Regions from separate parts of the Homo sapiens genome. Here region 1 is linked to region 2. A link is a contact called in ENCODE Hi-C or POLR2A ChIA-PET data. All regions are on one chromosome and are shown on one strand. Each heading gives the region's core, a stretch centred on a gene start or an enhancer-like site at or near the end of the contact. The rest is flanking DNA. Distances are from core to core; before and after follow the strand shown. Region 1 has its middle 48 kb from the start of AP1S2. Region 2 holds the start of CA5BP1-CA5B (CA5BP1-CA5B readthrough).

The links. Hi-C counts contacts between places; a loop is a spot of excess contacts on that map. ChIA-PET counts read pairs that join two places held with the same protein, here RNA polymerase II (POLR2A). Pooled maps may share reads with other maps.
Region 1: a loop to region 2 is called in a map with no recorded cell type, with 11 times the contacts of the local background. The contact joins the enhancer-like site here to the promoter of CA5BP1-CA5B in region 2. A Hi-C loop is called at or near these places in 4 of 37 single-sample maps with no recorded cell type and 5 of 50 pooled maps. POLR2A ChIA-PET finds 5 or more read pairs at or near these places in 1 of 52 experiments (GM10248).

The regions. Positions count from the first base shown.
Region 1 is chrX:15,899,245-15,905,693 of GRCh38, reverse strand. No RefSeq gene overlaps it. Among named protein-coding and RNA genes, the nearest start is that of AP1S2, 48 kb to the right of the region's middle. Within about 2 kb of position 2,338, at least 4 of the 41 ENCODE cell types and tissues checked have a DNase peak (open chromatin) inside an H3K27ac peak, as active enhancers do.
Region 2 is chrX:15,671,399-15,677,121 of GRCh38, reverse strand. It overlaps CA5BP1-CA5B (CA5BP1-CA5B readthrough), which reads right to left and starts at 1,664. Exons shown (of 12, transcript NR_160544.1): 1 at 1,344-1,664. It also overlaps a transcript of CLTRN not described here and the pseudogene CA5BP1. RefSeq lists enhancers at 1,589-1,708, 1,381-1,999, 2,232-2,735.

The DNA of each region.
Region 1 (6,449 bases), core at 1,089-3,588, 230 kb before region 2:
ATGCGTGGATGCAGATAAAGGAGAAAAAGGCTGGCGCTGCAAAGAGCTGAAAGACAGTTTCCCAAATTCCATTAATAATTAAAACAAAAAATTAAAACGGCCTCTCCAACTGCTCAGCAAAAGTTCTAACCCAGGACCAAAAGCTACAGCAGCTCTGGGGACCAACGAAGGCTCTAACTGTGATTCGAAGCATGGATTGGATTAAAGCTCATTTTCATTTTGTGCCATCTAACTGCACAGCATACATCAGGTCAAACCACATTAAATTGCCAGTATTCAACCAGTTTTGACCACCATATGGCTCAACCTGATATCTAGGTTGCTTCCCAAGACCACTATTTCTAAGCCTGCCCTTAGTACAAGAACATTATTCAATGAACATAATTAAAGACAAGTAAAGACTCAAATCTGAAATCAATAGTCTATGGTCATAAATGCTAAGGTATTTTTTAAAAATTGAGTCAACTTTTGCTGCTACCAGCATCCATAATTGTGAATTAACTAGTCCAGATAAATAAACAGCTTTAGCATTATATTACTGGGAAATAGAAAAAGACAAATCTTTATATGGAAATGTATTGCTAGCCTCAAAGGGATTAAATATGTATATGTATATTTAATATTATATATTTAATGTTATATATATAGTACTTCTGGATGTATACTATGTTAGTATAAATAAGTGACTTTTTTTATACTAAGTGATTTTTAAGGAAAATTTAAGTTAGAATTCTCTTTACTGGTTGACCAGCGAAAATTTTAAGGCAAGGTCACTTAACTTTGGTACGATTGTCATTTTGGATCAGATCATTCTTTGTTGTGGAGTTGTCCTGTGCATTGTAGGATGTTTGGCAGCATCCCTGGCCTCTACCCATTAGATGCCAGTAGCACCACCCCTCTCCAGTCAGGATGCCAAAAACATCTTCACACATTGCCAAATTCCCTTGGTGGGTGGAGGGGGCAAATCCTTAACCCTCGTTAAGACTTGAGAAGACTTATTTAAGGTCTTCACTCAGTAACCAACCTATTCCATGTGTTTCTCTACCTTATGAGGGGGATAACCTCACTAGAAATAATATTTTTTCAAAGATTTTTGGTTTGGTTTGCCAGGTTTAGCAAATTAAAAATAGAGGTTGCCCAGTTAAATTTGAATTTCAGATAAACAACAAATAATTTTTTAGTATAAACATGTTCCAGGCTGGGCACTGTGACTCATGCCTGTAATCCCAGCACTTTGGGAGGCCAAGGCAGGAGGATCGTTTGAGCCCAGGAGTTTGAGACCAGCCTGGGTAACATAGCAAGACCCTGTCTCAACAAAAAAATAAAATGAAAATTAGGCAGGTGTGGTGGTGCACACCTGTAGTCCCAGCTACTCAGGAGGCTGAAGTGGGAGAACCACTTGAGCCCAGGAGTTTGAAGTTATAGTGACCTACGATTGCTCCACTGCACTCTGGCCTGGGAGATAGAGTGAGACTCTGCCAAACAAACAAACAAAAAAAAATGTTCCAAATATTGCTTAGTGTTTAATCTGGCAACCTTATTTTCAGTGAACTGCTAATACCATAAAAAAATTACTATAAATTAATTGCCAATTCATGACAGAGGAAAACAGGATTAAACAAAATGACAAAGATAACAGTTCACAGTTAGTGAGTTATAGTGAAAACAGCACATATTTTGGAGCCAGGTGTCTGAGGTAGAACCTGACTCTGCCATTTTGGAAGACGTGACCTTGGGCAAGCTAACTTATCTGAGTCTCCCTTTCATCTTTTATTTTTTAACAAATGGTGGGGATTGGGGGTGGGAGAGGGAATTATAATTCTCTTACTAGTCACTGTTAAGACTAGTAAGAGAGTTACTTACTAGTATTATTATTATTATCAAACAAATTGCCTCCTAAATGCGAATTGTATGATAAAGAGAAGCAGCTCTTTAAGGATGAAGTGAATAGTATGTACCATTTCTAAGCACTTGGTACTCTTTGGATATGGTGGACCATAGCCCCAGGCATAAACCACAACAGACAGTACATCAGCTGGCACCGCACTGCCCCAGATGTAATCTAATAGGCTACAGGCAACACCTGCTGGGGTCAAGAGGGGAAGAGGAGAGATCTGAGGTTCCTGTCCGCTCATCCCTGTCAGTGACTAACAGCATCTGAACCACCCACTCAGGGCCCTTTGAATAGTACTGGGAGCATACACTGAGCAGAGAGGCAAAGACCTAGAAAAAGAAACAACCTGCAATTGTAGGGCCATGGGGTTCTCCTCTTACAATTACCTTGCGGTTGGTCTGATAATGTTGAAACTTTATTAAAGCCTTTTTTGAAAACGGTACTTCCCTAGATTTCTATTTCTTCATCTGCTAAAGGAAGAGGTGGGGCAGATGAACTCTAACGTCCATTTCCACTTTCAAAGATTATGTGACTTCTCCCTTTGAAGACCCAACAAAAGTCTCACTTCCTCCTGAAGGGCTCTGCTATGGAAATCCTGCCAATGCTAATCTCTCTCTTAGCTTTTACTGTCTTTACCATCCATTAAAGAAAAGTAAAACACACTTTGAATATATACAACTTGCATTTGTCAATTACATATTTGTGAAAAAGCACAGCATGATAAAAAATTTTATGTTAGAATGACTAAATAAAAAAGCTCACTTTGTTATGCAGTAAATCAGAGTAATTTACAAGGGTACATCAACAGCCAGTAAATAGTGAACAAAACTGAATTAAAGATAATATTTATGGCAGGGCACAGTGGCTCACGCCTGTAATCCCAGCACTTTGGGAGGCTGAGGCAGGTAGATCACCTGAGGTCAGGGGTTCAAGACCAGCCTGGCCAACATGGCGAAACCCCGTCTCTACTAAAAATACAAAAAAATTAGCTGGGCATGGTGGTGTGTGCCTGTAATCCCAGTTACTGGGGAGGCTGAGCCAAGAGAATTGCTTGAACCCAGGAGGTGGAGGTTGCAGTGAGCCGAGATTGCACCACTGCACTCCAGCGGAGGTGACAGAGCAGGACTCCATCTCAAAAATAATAATAATGATGATAATAATAATTATAAAAACAAAATGAGCCATGTGCAGTGGCTCACACCTGTAATCCCAGTACTTTGGGAGGCTGAGACGGGTAGATGGCTTGAGCCTGGGAGTTCAAGACCAACCTGGGCAACATGGCAAGACCCCATCTCTACAAAAAATACAAAAATTAGCTGGGCATGATGGTGTGCACTTGTAGTCCCAGCTACTTGGGAGGCTGAGGTGGGAGGATCGCTTGAGCCTAGGAGGTCCAGGCTGCAGTATGCAGTGATCACACCACTGCACTCCAGCCTGAATGATAGAGCAAGAGCCTGTCTCAAATGAATAAATGAAACAAAAACCCAAACTACCACGAATTACTTCATACAATTAAAAGATTATATTACACATATAAGGTGATATGGTTTGGCTGTGTCCCCATCCAAATCTCAACTTGAATTCTCACGTGTTGTGGGAGGGACCTGGCGGGAGGTAATTGAACCATGGAGGCAGGTCTTTCCTGTGCTGTTCTCATGGTAGTGAATAAGTCTCATGAGATCTGATGGTTTTATCAGGGGGAAATTCCCTGCACAAGCTCTCTCTTTGCCTGCTGCCATCCATATAAGATGTGATTTGCTCCTCCTTGCCTTCTGCCATGACTGTGAGGCCTCCCCAGCCACGTGGAACTGTAAGTCCATTAAACCTCTTTCTTTTTTAAATTGCCCAGTCTCGGGTATGTCTTTATCAGCAGCATGAGAACAGACTAATATAGTAAATTGGTAGCAGTAGAGTAAGGCACTGCTGTAGATATCTGAAAATGTGGAAATGACTTTGGAACTGGGTAACAGGCAGGGGTTGGAACAGTTTGGAGGGCTCAGAAGAAGACAGGAAAATGTGGAAAACTTTGGAACTTCCTAGAGACTTGTTGAATGGCTTTGCCCAAAATGCTAACAGTGATAACAGTGATATGGACAATAAAGTCCAGGCTGAAGTGGTCTCAGATGAAAATGAGGAATGTGTTGGGAACTGGAGCAAAGGTGACTCTTGTTATGTTTTAGCAAAGAGACTGCTGGCATTTTGCTCCTGCCCTAGAGATTTGTGGAACTGTGGACTTGAGAGAGATGATTTAGGGTATCTGGTGGAAGAAATTTCCAAGCAGCAAAGCATTCAAGAGGTGACTTGGATGCTGTTAAAGGCATTCAGTTTTATAAGAGAAGCAAAGCATAAAAGTTCAGAAAATTTGCAGCCTGTCAATGCTATAGAAAAGAAAATCCCATTTTCTGAGGAGAGATTCAAGCTGGCTGCAGAAATTTGCATAAATAACGAGGAGCTGAATGTTAATCCCCAAGACAATGGAAAAATGTCTCCAGGGCATGTCAGAGGTCTTCATGACAGCCCCTCCCATCACAGGCCTGGAGGCCTATGAGGCAAAGTGGTTTCATGGGCCCAGCCCAGCACTCCCTGCTGTGTGTAGCCTAAAGACTTGGTGCCCTGCATCCCAGCCAGTCCAGCCATGGCTGAAAGGAGCTAATGTAGAGCTTGGGCTGTGGCTTCAGAGGGTGGAAGCCCCAAGCCTTGGCAGCTTCCACATGGTGTTGAGCCTGTGAGTGCACAGAAGTCAAGAATTGGGGTTTGGGAACCTCCACCTAGATTTTAGAGGATGTATGGAAATGCCTGGATGTCCAGGCAGAAGTTTGCTGCAGGGGCAGGACCCTCATGGAGAACTTCTGCCAGGGCAGTGCAGAAGGAAAATGTGGGGCCAGAGCCCCCACACAGAGTCCCTACTGGGGCACTGCCAAGTGGAGCTGTAAGATGAGGGCTACTGTCCTCCAGACTCCAGGATGGTAGATCCACTGCCAGCTTGCACCATGTGCCTGGAAAAGCCACAGACACTCAATGCCAGCCCATGAAATCAGCCAGGAGGGAGGGCGTACCCTGCAAAGCCACAGAGGTGGAGCTGCCCAAGACCATGGGAACCTACCTCTAGCATCAGCGTGACCTAGATGTGAGACATGGAGTCAAAGAAGATCATTTTGGAGCTTTAAGATTTGACTGCCTCACTGGATTTCAGACTTGCATGGGGCCTGTAGCCCCTTTATTTTGGTCAATTTCTCCCACTTGGAATGGCTGTATTTATCCAATGCCTGTACCCCCATTGTATCTAGGAAGTAACTAACTTGCTTTTGATTTTACAGGCTCGTAGGCAGAAGGGATTTGCCTTGTCTCAGATGAGACTTTGGACTGTGGACTTTTGAGTTTATTCTGAAATGAGTTAAGAGTTTGGGGTACTGTTGGGAAGGCATGATTGGTTTTGAAATGTGAGGACATGAGATTTGGGAGAGGCCAGGGGCAGAATGATATGGTTTGGCTGTATCCTGACCCAAATCTCAATCTGAATTCCTACATGTTGTGGGATGGAACTGGTGGGAGGTAACTGAATCATGGGGGCAGGTCTTTCCCATGCTGTTCTTGTGGTAGTGAATAAGTCTCACGAGATCTGATGGTTTTATAAGGGGGAGATTTCCTGCACAAGCTCTCCCTTTGCCTGCCACCATTGATGTAAGACGTGACTTGCTCCTGCTTGCCTTCCACCATGATTACTAGGCCTCCCCAGCCACATGGAACCGTAAGTCCATTAAACCTCTTTCTTTTATAAATTGCCCAGTCTCAGGTATGTCTTCATCAGCAGCATGAGAACAAACTAATACATAAGGTATACAAATTAATAAAACAAATATCTGTGTCCACCACTCAATCCAAGAAACAATATGTTACCAATGGTTTTAGGGTACTCATGCATCCCACTCCAGCAGTAACTACTATCTTGAAAATCTTGAATTTTGTGTTATTCTCTTTTTATTACTCATTTCCTTTTCTTTTCCTTTTTCTTTTTTTACAAGATAGGATCTCCATATGTTGCCCAAGCTGGTCTCAAACTCCTGTGCTCAAGGGGTTCTCCTGCCTTGGCCTCCCAAAGTGCTGGGATTATAGGCATGAGCCACCATGCCCAGTCTATTCATTTTCTTAATAGCTTTAGAACATATATACGTATTCCTAAAGAATACTTATTTAGGCCGGGCGTGTTGACTCATGCCTATAATCACAACATTTTGGGAGGCCAAAGCTGGCAGATCACTTGAGCTCAGGAGTTAAAGACCAGCCTGGGCAATGTGGCAAAACCCTGTCTCTACAAAAAAATACTAAAATTAGCTGGACATGGTGGCACTCCCCTGTAGTCCCAGCTACTCGGGAGGCTGAGGTGGGAGGATTGCTTGAGCCCAGGAGGTTGAGGCTGCAGTGAGCTGTGATGATGCCACTGCACTCCAGCCTGGGCAACGGAGTGAGAGACTCTGTCTGAAAAATAAATAAACAAACAAATAAATATAATTTTTTAAAAAGACTATAAAGAATACTTGAAAATTTGCTTGCATTT
Region 2 (5,723 bases), core at 415-2,914:
CTGCTATGTCTTAAGAAAGCTTAGCTTCCTCCTCTCACTCACTTCTTCCTTGAGAGTGTGATCCCAATCTGAGGTTGCCAAAGGTTTCAAAATATATTATACCTGATTTGTGTGTTGCAACTAACTGCCCCAGTGTGGCCAGTGACATGATGAATTTCCCTCTTTCCATCAGATTTCCTTAATATTCATATGCAATCACAAGGCACTCAACCTTTATTCCATTGCAACTGTGAGCAGTGGCAGCCTTTTTGCTTGGTTCCAAGCACAGGGCAGCTACGTATAGGCACAGAGAATGGTGCCCTTGCTGTTTCGCCTTTCGGTTAATTCCAGCCCAGGTACTGATTTAAAATAGCCCAGAAAGTTTTTCATTTCCAAAATATTCAAGAACAGTGCAGCTTTTCACTAAGTCCCTGAAGACAGGGGAGGTGGGGTGAACTTTGGTTCATTGTGAACTCTGATGCAGGCTATGAATAGTGACTCCTCTGAGAGATGCGCGGGGCAGCATCTTACCAGAGATTTCTGACTATTCTCCATACTCCAGCAAGACTTTCAAAGTGCATAGTGGAAATGGTCAGATTATCAGTAAAGAAGAAGGGGAAGCAGAAAGCAATGTGGTATTCAGTGGCTAATAAGGAGCATATAAACAAATTAAGGTTTACGCATCTTCGTTAAGTCATTTCCCAAGCTTTTCCAGCAAAAGTAAATGTGAGAGAAGTACACAGATATTAATACTAACGCGTTTCCAGCAGCCTCAGAGCAGCAGCATTTAACGCTGAATATCACACAGAATCCCAGCCACCAAGAATGTCTGCATTTTGGAGGTTCCTCTCCTCCGGCTCTGGGGCAAGGCACAACAGAAAAACTCAGATTTGTCCAAGGGACACAACTGTGCTTTTGATCTACTCTGGGGTGGCTGTGTCTGTCCATAGCCCCTAGCATAGTCAGGTGGGAATATCAACAATGCAGACCCGAGGGAGTCCCAGCTTGCTGCTCCTTGGTTTCTGGACACTCCTCTCATCCCGCAATGTCTCTGGGAAAGCTGTTCTACTTTTTAATAGACAGAATCCTAAAAGGATGTCTGGTGATCCCCATAGCGGAGAAAGAGGGCTAGAGTGGGGAAGTGGCTATTTCCCCGCCGCCAGCCTCCCACTCCCATTCCTCAGAGAAGCCCCGCCAGGGCCCCGGCCAACCTCGCCGCACCAAAAGCTTCTCTGGCTCCAGGGCCGATAGCGGCACGCGGTCATGTTTGCGGCAAGTGGCACAGTTCCTGCCCTCTCAAGCAGACCACGCCCTGCTGCTGCCCACGCTCCTTACTGCCGCCCGCCCTTACCCGAACGACTTACCTGAGCCAGAACCTCCTCGTTCGCTCCCGGTACCCGAGGATCCCGCACGCGGCCATCTTGGCCACGCCCCCTCACGTTTAGCCACGTCCCTACGCAGCAAACGTCATTTCGTCATTCCAGGTTACGCCCCTATCAGTCCCCATTCTGTCCCCGACCCAGGCTGAAATCTCGCCCTGGCCACGCTTCCCCAGCGCCGGAGTCCACACCTGCTCTGCGCTCTGGCTACACATCTCCTGTCGCTGCCACGCGCCTGCACGCTAACTTGCCGACGCCTCTGCCCTCCGCCTGCTCCACCATCTTTGTTACGCCCCTCAGAGCAACAAGGCACGCCCACACGTAAGGACCGCGCCCCCCACGTTCGAGGCACGTCTCTGCGTTCCAACTACGTCATGTCCCTACTTCCCTTTTCGCGCCACCTCCCTTGCCGGTCACTACTCCGCAGCCCGCCTTTCCATCTGTGGCCACTTTTCCACCCTTCGCCCAGTGATCATCCAGTCACAACTAGTCTGCCTACCCCACCTCCCTCCCTTGGGCTCACGTCCCTACTCCGCCTGAGGCCGACCGTCCCGCGAATTCGAATTTCTTTTTTACACCCTTGCGACTACGCCACGCCTTTCACGTAAGGGCTAAAGTCAGCTCGTTCGGGCCACGCCCCTGCGGTACGCCTGGGTCACGCCTCTTCCGCTAAGCCTTGCTGCCTGCGCTCCTCACTGGCGGGGCCGTTCCCGCCGTGGCCGTTCCCACCGTGGCTAACCCCTTCCATTCTCTCGGAACAGGCAAGACCCCTCTGGTCCGCGTCACTTTTCTTACTGCATTCCACACCTCTCTTTTCTGGCCAGTCCTGGCCGTCCTCTCAGGCCACACGCTACAACCTTGTGGTCCTCATTGGCCACTCGCATCCTGCGCATGCGCACTTACCTACCTTCACTTCTGGTCACGCGTTAGGTTCCCAGGCCACCCACTTTTGGTTCCACTCTGGTCACGCCTCTCCCGCCAGTTGCACGCTCTCTGCGCTCCTTTTAGGTGCGATACTTGATCCCGGGAAGCCACGGAGGTGTTGGAGGGGCCCACCAGTCTCCAGAGAGGACTGTCCAGGTCCTGGAACCAGATGTCCGCGGCATTTATAGAGTGAAATGAGCCTGCGGATCTCTGATCCTCTCCTAAAAAGTGACTTTCTCCATGTATCTCCCAACTCTAAACACCACAACTCGTTAAGCAAAAACCGAGTAGGAAACAGAACTGATGGGCCAGTGGTGGAGCAATGTTCCTTCTAGCTAGGTTTCATGTCCTTTAACCCGATATGGAGATAAACTGGAACCGTGTTCCTTCCAGCCCATTTAAAGTCAGCGGACTTTAAATGCTAGGGAGATACATGGAGTAAGCACACTCCTCTACTTCCTGATGTGTCCTCCTGATGACTTTTCCTAGGCACTTGGTGCCCTAATGCTCTCTAGGTCCTGTCTAGACACCACCACATTCAGACCTCTGTTTGCAGCCCCCTGCTCCAAGATTACGCTTTTTTACTCCCTCCATTCGCAATTCTGGGTTCACAGGAAAAAAGTGAGGAGGTTATTACCAGCTTTTCTGTCCAGAAATTTCTGAACGGACATTCTTAGAGGATGGACACTTTCCATTAGCCATTCATTCATTCATTCATTCAAGACAGATTTATCAAGTACTATGTTCCAGTAAGAAATAAGACAAGAGTCAAAGAGATCACAGACTGAGCTTCCCCAACTCAAGTTTAGATGGCACAAGAATTGAGAAAATTAAAGATGGTGTAATAAAGGAGTTGATAGGTGGAAAAGGACTTGATAAGTGCTGGTTTGTTGTTCTAATTAGCAGGAGTATTTTGGGGCAGCAAACATAGGAAGCCACTTACATAGCAGTTAGTACAGCTCCCTTCACAATAAATTCTCAATCTTCATTTAAAGTATTCCCTTTTCACTTGTATAGAGGATTACAATTTTTCCCTCCATGGCAGTGAGATTTACTATATACACTTCTACATATGCCAGTAATCAAGATTTTATGATCACATATAAAGTGTAAAAGTTCCTTTCTCTTCCCACCTTCCATCCATTTCTGCTTTGAAGACAGTGGGAACTTTCACAATATTGAGCTACAAGGAGCACAGAGTAAAAGACAATTTTCAACAAAACATTTTTTATTAAGCTCACCCTGGCTCTGAGAACTCTATCTCATTTATATAAAATGTTGCCAATGCTAATCATTTTTTGCATGAAAAATTAAACACACCGGAAATGGGATCAAGTGCAGCCTGTGTAAATTACTGCATTGATTTTTATAGCATTATTTTCTCCCAGATGATTTGAGGCCGCGTACCAAAATATAGGCAACACTGTATAAAGTAAGTATTATAGTTTAAGGAACCAGAGGGGAAATTCATGGAGGGAGAATAAATAATGTAGCCAATGGTAAGATTAACACTCAAGTATGCACACTTTCAGATCCAGAACAGTTTTTGAAGGTGGGCAAGAGATCTCACTCTAAGCTTCCATAGAAAACAGGAGATAACAAGTATTTTAAAGTTTTACGGTGTTCATAAAAACCAATCAATCAGGATTTTGTTTGCTTTTGAGAAGCACTGTTTGTTTTTTTAAAAATAATTTTTAGCCCCAAGGCAAATCCCAGTTCCTCATCATGATGACGCTGTGAGCTACGTGGGAAATAAGTGTCATAAGTTGTTACACCCACATTCCCTCAATGGAAACTGTTGGCATAATCACAAAGCACAGGGCACTGAATCAATTTCATGAACCATCCAAAATTTCCTGTTCGACTGAGTACACAGCCCCACAATGGTCTGGTTTAATTCAGGGTAGCATTTAGATAATCTTTCCCCATAATGGCACATAAGTTTCAACTCACATGTCAACTCCCATTTATTCATATTAGTGGACTGAATAGCTCAGTTGGGGTGGCTGAGTCCATGCACAGAAGGAAAAAGTTCTGAAATAGATAAAAAATGTTTGTCATGGGTGTGGGATGAGCAAATGGCTGCAAACAACCTGTCATCTCTGATTTGTAGTAATAGGGATCTCTTGTGCACATCTTTTAGGCAGTCCACAAAAACATTTCTCATAAGACTTTTGATGAATTTCAGACAGTAGAGGGTTCAGGGTCATCACTGGCCGAAACGTAGGATCAGAAATTCTGAGATATTGATTAATTCATATGTCTTTAATATTAATGAGAGCATATAACCTAAAAGTTATGTGGTCTGATCCCGCCCCCGCCCCCACACCCTTTATAGAGGTTGGCAAAAGAAGTACCTGTTGTCAGGGCTAAATGTGACTAGGTGACCTCCAACTGGTGGGCAAATTGATGATTAAGGATGGAAAATACTATTTCATAGACCATGGCTGCAATACTGTTAGCCTAGTAAAAAGAGAAAATTGACTTGCCAAATCATGAGAAAACTCTTACACCTGAGCAACAGTGGAACCAGCTAAACCTGTAAAAGAAATGTCTTGCTTTAACTACATGAGACCCATTATAAAGCATTGGTCTCCATGCACAAGATGAAACACACAGACACACATACTTTTTTTTTCCCATTTAAGAAACTGTCCTTTAAATTGCTACTTTAGGAGCATAAAGTTGGCAGAATTACACTCACTCAGTTGATCTGAATTAATTTTTATTTCCAAACGGTAGTGATTAACTTTCTCTGAAGTAGAAAAATGTTAACTTGTGAAGAATAAGACAAAGTTCATAATGATTATGGCTACTGATTAACCTACAAAATTTGATGAGCTTTTCAAATATCCTTGCTTAATATGATTTCTCATCTTAAAAAGGGGATATATGTGATGGAGACAAAAATATTCCACATTATAGAGTTTCTTGCTTACCAAGGATACTGGAAATTGTGTGTGTGTGTGTGTGTGTGTGTGTGTGTGTGTGTGTGCGCGCATAAAATTAAGCATACCAAAAGATTGTAACATCATCTGTTCTATATTCTAAAATTATTATTAAAATAAGCTCATTTATCTTTTTATTAAGATGGCCAATGAAAAATAATTTCCTGTTTTTTGTAGTCATGGGCACGTAGTGGGCTGCCAGTCCAACAGCCTGTGATTAGTAAATAAAGGGCACATTGGAAACTCACTGTCAGGGAATGTCCTTCCCATCTCCCATTGTCCTTCTCTGTGTCATTTACAATGAACCCATTCCCACATTGAAATCTTCATTAGCCTCTCAGGACCATTGTTGGAGAATCCAGACTCTCTGACCTCTAAGATCAGAACCCAACTTGGCTTTTCAGATGCATCTACACTGATGCTCTCTCCCCCATCTTCCTCTGAACCACTCTACCAGCAAGTCCCTGCTGTTGGCCATATCCTGTATCTGTCC